2 separate regions of the Homo sapiens genome follow, and region 2 is linked to region 1. The links are chromatin loops, found by intact Hi-C in ENCODE. Cell type or tissue: ovary. All regions are shown on one strand. Links, peaks and the distances in the headings refer to the core of each region. The heading gives the core; the rest is flanking DNA.

Region 1 (2,919 bases), core at 321-2,820:
ATTAGTACGATAACATGCTATCCAGTTTTGTAGTCTAGGAGCAACAGTCTGTAATATATAGCCTAGGTGTTAGTAGGCTATACTGTCTAAGTTTGTGTAAGTACATTCTATGATGTTCCAACAATGACACAATCACCTAAAGGCACATTTCTCAAAATATCTCCCCATTGCTAAGCTATGCATGACTGTACACACACACACACAGACACACACATACACGCACATTCTTCCTAGATTGTTTCTACATCTACTAATGATATATCAGCTACAATTACTTTATCATTAATAGAATTATTATTTGTTCTTAACCTCATAGCATTTCCACGAGTGTCAAATCCTGAGTTTTCTCTAATTTTGTTTGCTTACCACAAATAAATAAATTACTGCTTTTATCTTGAATATTCTCTGGCTGAAACACATTGTTTATTTCCTCCATGGCTTAAAGAATAAAGAAAAATATATCTCTCATTTAAGGTCTTCTGTCATGACCTTATGACTCCTTTCTTTCCTGTCTTTAATCCTATTGCCTTATATATCTGTTATAAACATTTGCTCTAATCGTGGACCTTTTGATGATCTTTATGCCTTTTTGCTTAAAATCCCCCATTCAAACTATTTCTACCTTTTAAGTAAACTTTCCTTTCCTTTCCTTCCTCATTCCCCCAAAACTCAGTGATTTCTCCACTCACCACTCTCTCGAGCCGAACAGCTATAGCAATCATTTTTTGGTACTTATCTTCCTTGCACTTTTTGATGGTTTGCTATCCTTTGTTATTTTGAGATGTATGTACTTGATTGAGGGTTTCCTGATTAACAATTATAGGAGAGGAATACACCAGTAATAATATCGAGTCAGTGTTTATTCAGAAATTGTAAAATATGTGTTGATTTAATTTGCAGTTCCCAAGTTGATACAAAACTGGAAGATTGGCCTTATGTGCTTCCTGAGTATTATTATTACTACAGTTTGCATTATTATGATAGGTGAGTGGTTTAATTCATACACTTTCTATGGTTCTTCACTCCTGAAGGGTCCATGTATATCTCAAGTTTAACTCCAAATCTCCCACATCTAGAGTGATTAAAGGGTTTTATAGACACTTGTCCTCAAATTTTTACCAGTTCAACAGTTTTTACCATAATCCTTGCCTCTCCCCCAAACACTCTCAGTTTTACAATAGAATTATGTTCTTGACTTTATAGTCCTTGATGCTTAAGAAAAATAATCTTAAATTCTTAGATGACCACCAGATGGCAACAGCAATAGCGATGTTACTGAAATGCCAGGGGTTCAGTCTAGGTCCCATTGCTCAGGGCACAGAAAGCCAATCCCGGAGACAATGACTATTCCCGAATTAGGGAGGGGTAGGGAAGAAGAGTTGGTCAACAGGGAGCAGGTGGTCGGTTAGACAATCATGGCAGTGAGGAGTCCCTTGTCTGGAAGTGGTGATCTGGTGACTTTCGGTTTCCTGTTACTATCTGAGAGGACTAAAGGTCAGATTCCTAAAGAATGAACTCAAATAAGACAAATGTAAGTTTCAAGTTTTAAAACTAGGAGGATCAATTTCTATATTTATAAAAAAAAATCCCACATAAACATCAGTTCTATGGGCTTGTTACAGATAATTTTCTTTTTTAGAGTTTGTGAATTAGTGAGCTAATGTTAAATACACTATGCTCTGCTATTTGTATTTAATCCTCATTAGACTAGGATACAGGTATAAGAAAATCCATTTACAGATAAAAAATATACAGGACAGAATGAGTAAGTTGCCTCTCACAAATAATACATTCCAGACCTAGGATCAAACACCTTGGCTGTATAACTCTAATGCTTGATAAATTTTAAAAACCATGCAGCTTGACCTTCATAATTGTAGCATTCCTTTAATTTCTTTTTAATCAAGAGTAAGTTATGTCACTAATAGTTTGTTCTATAAAACTTTATTTATTTCTATTAGTTGGAATGCAAAATCTTACCTCTACCCGCTCAGGGTTTTTCTGCGGGCCTGAGAATGAAATTGACACAAGACACATCAACTTGAGCAAAGCACATGCGTTTAGTTAATATAAGTTTGACGTGACATGCACGTCTTCCTTATGAAAGCCTAAAGATGCAGGTAGAGTTGAACACTTATATATTGAATTCAACAAAGGGTAATAAATTATGAAAATGTGGCAAGGCAAAGAGGTTTGATCTAGGGTAATTAATTGGGTAGAAAAGTGACCGGAAAGATAAATGTTAAATTAACAAATGTTGTTTGCACACATTTCCTTTGGCCTCAACTACCTATCCTTGACTATAAGAATGTTGCTTTCCTTCTGGTATAGAGAAGATATCTTTCACAAAGGTATTTTATCTCCTGCTTATAAGAAAAATAAGGAAGCTCAGAGTGTTTTCTCTTGCATCTGCTGTTTTAAAAGTGCGTTTAACTCAAAAGAGTCTATATGCCTGAGTGACATATTTCGGGGCATCATGTTCTGAACTCCTTCACTATCATATTAAGTTAAATGAAAAAAAACAAAGAAATAACGGCATATGTGACCTTTTGCAAGACTGTCTCATTGGAATTGCAATATTTGTAAAAATGAAGTTGTTAAATTTCCTCTGGGTTCTATGGGTTTATTTTGTGAAAAAGATCCAAAGGTAGAATTTAATTCCTGAGCCATGGCCAAATAGTCCCCAGCACTTGATTTTCCATATGCATGGTTTGCTTAATTTAGCACTTATATTTGGCTAAGTAGCACTGCTCTTTGTTTTGTTTTGGTTTGATTGGGTTGGGTTGGGTTGGGTTGGGTTGGGTTTCGGTCATTCTCAAGAATACTGATAGTCTTCTTGTTTATAGTCTCTACTGTCAGTGTAGTCTTAGAGCTTAATGTTATTGCTGTCTAAACATCTGGAAGTTAAATATAGACAAG
Region 2 (2,919 bases), core at 152-2,651, 110 kb after region 1:
ACTCCATCTCAAAAGAAGAAGAATAAGAAGAGGAATAAGAAGCAGCAGCAGCCGCAGCAGCCATACAGGCAGAAATTGGGTTGCTCTTACACATTGTGGTAAGGACTATGCCTGGAAGCCAGGAGATTTACAGGAGCGTATTTTAGCACCACTTTCCTCATAGTCTTGGTAAATACAATGCTAGGCCAACCCAAGAAACACACCAATAACTTGGATCCAATATAATGATAATCTAGGTCATTGCTTGATCCACACACTTTGTACAATTAGCTGGACAGAGTCAAAGAAAAGAAAGATGGAGTGCGTAGCAAGCTATACCTTGTCTCCTGCTACTCAAGTGGTATCTGCTGACAGAGAAATAGACCTCAACCACACAAAAAATCCACAGAAGTCCATCTGCGGCTCAGATAGAATCATCCTGGATATAGATAGCTCCTATCCCAGAGTCCTCTTGTCAAATCTTCTCTCAGAAGTTAGTGTAGAAATGATTAATCAAACCATAGCATGTTGAGACATTTCTGTTACTTCCACAAATAAATTTTGAATTCATTGAAATAACTGGCTTTTTACATTTAAGCTAGAAAGTAGTATATTAGAAAATAGGTAGGATTTGCCTTGTCAAGTTAATTTGAAGGTGCAATTTCTATAGTTCTTGTTATCATCATGATTTATAAGAAAAGTATTCTTGTTTCATTTTATTTCTTTTTTATATTCTTATTGGTACATAATATTTTCATGTATCTCTAAGGTACATGTCATATTTTGATACATGCATCGGTTGTGTAATTATCAAGTCAGGGTGTTTAGGATATCCATCACCTCAAGCATTTATTATTTCTTTGTGTTGGGAACACTTCAAATCTTCTCATAACTATTTTGAAATATAAAATACATCGTCGTTAACTATAGTCACTCTACTATTCTGTTGAACACTAGAACTTATTCCTTCTAATTGTATGTTTGCATACCTCCCCCCTCCCACACACACACACACACATCCTTCACAGCTGCTAGTAACTATCATTCTACTCTTTACCTCCATTACAATAACCTTTTATGGTGGCAGCAAAGGGTGGGCTGGGCGGGCAGCCCTCGGGCCCCCAAAGGAGTGCAGATGTCAGCGGTGGTGGAAAGGCGGTCCCCAGGCCACTGAATGATGCACTTGGGCACTTGTGGGCCGTACCAGGCTTTGCGGGTCCAACCTCAGGCCTCCTGATGGTGCACACAGGCTGTGGTAGGTGGGGCTTGCGAGCAGCCAGGCTGGGTCTTCAGTCAGGCCTCCTGATGGTGCAGGAGCATACGCGGAGCTACGGGTGGGACAGGGCCATGGATCCCCAGGCCCCTGGGCAGTGTGCTCAGGCACTGGGAGAGGCTTTGCTTGGTGGTGTGGTCCTACCCTCAGACAACCCAATCCCCTATGTTGTGCTCAGGGCTCAGGCTGTGGTTGGCAGAGTGGGCAATCCCCAGGCGCCTCCCAGCGGCGTGCTTGGGTGGTGGCAGTCCCGGCTGTGGAGATGGCAGTGGGTGGAGAAAGCCTGTCGGTGCGCAGCTGCTTTGCTATTGGGAGTCGGGGTGGCTGTCAGTGGCAGCGACCTCACTCAAGTGGCTGTCAGGCTCTGGGGAGCTTGCGTTTTGGCTCCCTTTGACTGGAGGCAGCCTCCCCAGTGCACTGCACTGCCGATTCCCCCGGGGTGTAGAACACCTTTGGGGCTAGAGTGCCAGGGACCCAGCCACACGGCTGGCACCAATCAGCCTTGTGCCACTACAGCCCTCCCGGTGTGTGGGGTGTTGTGGGGGAAGTGAAGGATGTCTGCGGGGCTCCAGGGATGTGGAGATGCGGAAGCTGTTGAGACCCGAGGCAGGATGAAGTCTTGTTGGGGCTGGGCTCCAAATAGCCTGGTCCAGGAGGTGTGTGGGACCTCGCCTGAGCTCCGTCCTGGAACAGTGCTGTTGCGCGGTGCAGGCTCCAGGCAGCTCCCCATCCTAGTCTCGGGGCCCCCAGGGCTCTCCCATGGCTACGACTGCAGGAGTCTGCGGTGGGAATGTGGACACACTTTCCCTGCACTAAGAAGTCTCTGGGCTCCCAGACAGTTTCAGCTGAGCTACCTGCCTCCCCTCTGTCTCTTTCCTGCCTCAGAGCTTTCCTGTCGCTTCTCTGCTTAATTCGAATGTGTTCTTTTAGATGCTGTATTCCAAGTCTGATTTTCTACTGGGTGTTTTGGTTCTTCTTTGTGGAGGAAAGTACTGAGGGCCTGTAGACAGCCATCCTGAAGCCTCTCTCGGGGGAAAAATGTTTTCTTCCTCCGTATCATGAAATGTGTGAAAAGAGTCGAAATTGCGACCTTGTAAATTTGTTATTCTATTTTTTAAAATTCCAGCTGGGCGTGGGGGCCTGCGCTTGTACTCCCAGCTACTGGGGAGGCTGAGGTGGGAGGATCACATGCACAGAAGTTAAAAGCTGCAGTGAGCCCTGATCATACCACCGCACTCCAGCCTGGCTACAGAAAGAGTCCCCGTCTCGAAAATAATTAATTAATTTTAAAATCCTACAAGGTTTTTAGGAAGGAATTTTTGGTTAGATTTATATGTCAGTTAAGACATAAAAGAACCAGCATGGCACATGTATACATATGTAACTAACCTGCACATTGTGCACATGTACCCTAAAACTTAAAGTATAATAATAATAAATTAATTAATTAAAAAAATAAAAAAATAAAAAGACATAAAAGAGGGAATGCCATGAGACTGGCAGCAGGTTTCCACAGTGCACTTTGCTGCAAGGATATTCCCCCAAGCCTGGAGGGCAACCCAATGGCTGACCACCCACTCTGTGATCGGCCCATCCCCCATGGAAGTTTTACCTCTTGATGATGAATGCTCTCATATCCTCCAAGTGTACAAGCATTTGAAATGCTT

Evidence for each region. A loop is a pair of places that touch in the nucleus more often than their neighbours do. Peaks named below come from ENCODE experiments on the same cell type or tissue, not always from the same donor. Only the 100,000 strongest peaks of a DNase experiment are listed, where the experiment ranks them.
Region 2: a loop joins it to region 1, with 2.9 times the contacts of the local background. A loop is called at or near these places in 74 of 110 quality-filtered maps.

What each region holds. Positions count from the first base shown.
Region 1 is chr12:9,924,325-9,927,243 of GRCh38, reverse strand. CLEC2A (C-type lectin domain family 2 member A) reads left to right here. Exons shown (of 5, transcript NM_001130711.2): 2 at 901-984. Among named protein-coding and RNA genes, the nearest start is that of CLEC2A, 6.6 kb to the left of the region's middle. In ovary, for the core only: a CTCF peak has its summit at 1,279 (motif pointing right); no DNase peak of the experiment used is centred there.
Region 2 is chr12:9,812,927-9,815,845 of GRCh38, reverse strand. It overlaps a transcript of KLRF1 not described here. Among named protein-coding and RNA genes, the nearest start is that of KLRF1, 13 kb to the left of the region's middle. In ovary, for the core only: no CTCF peak of the experiment used is centred there; a DNase peak (open chromatin) is centred at 1,495.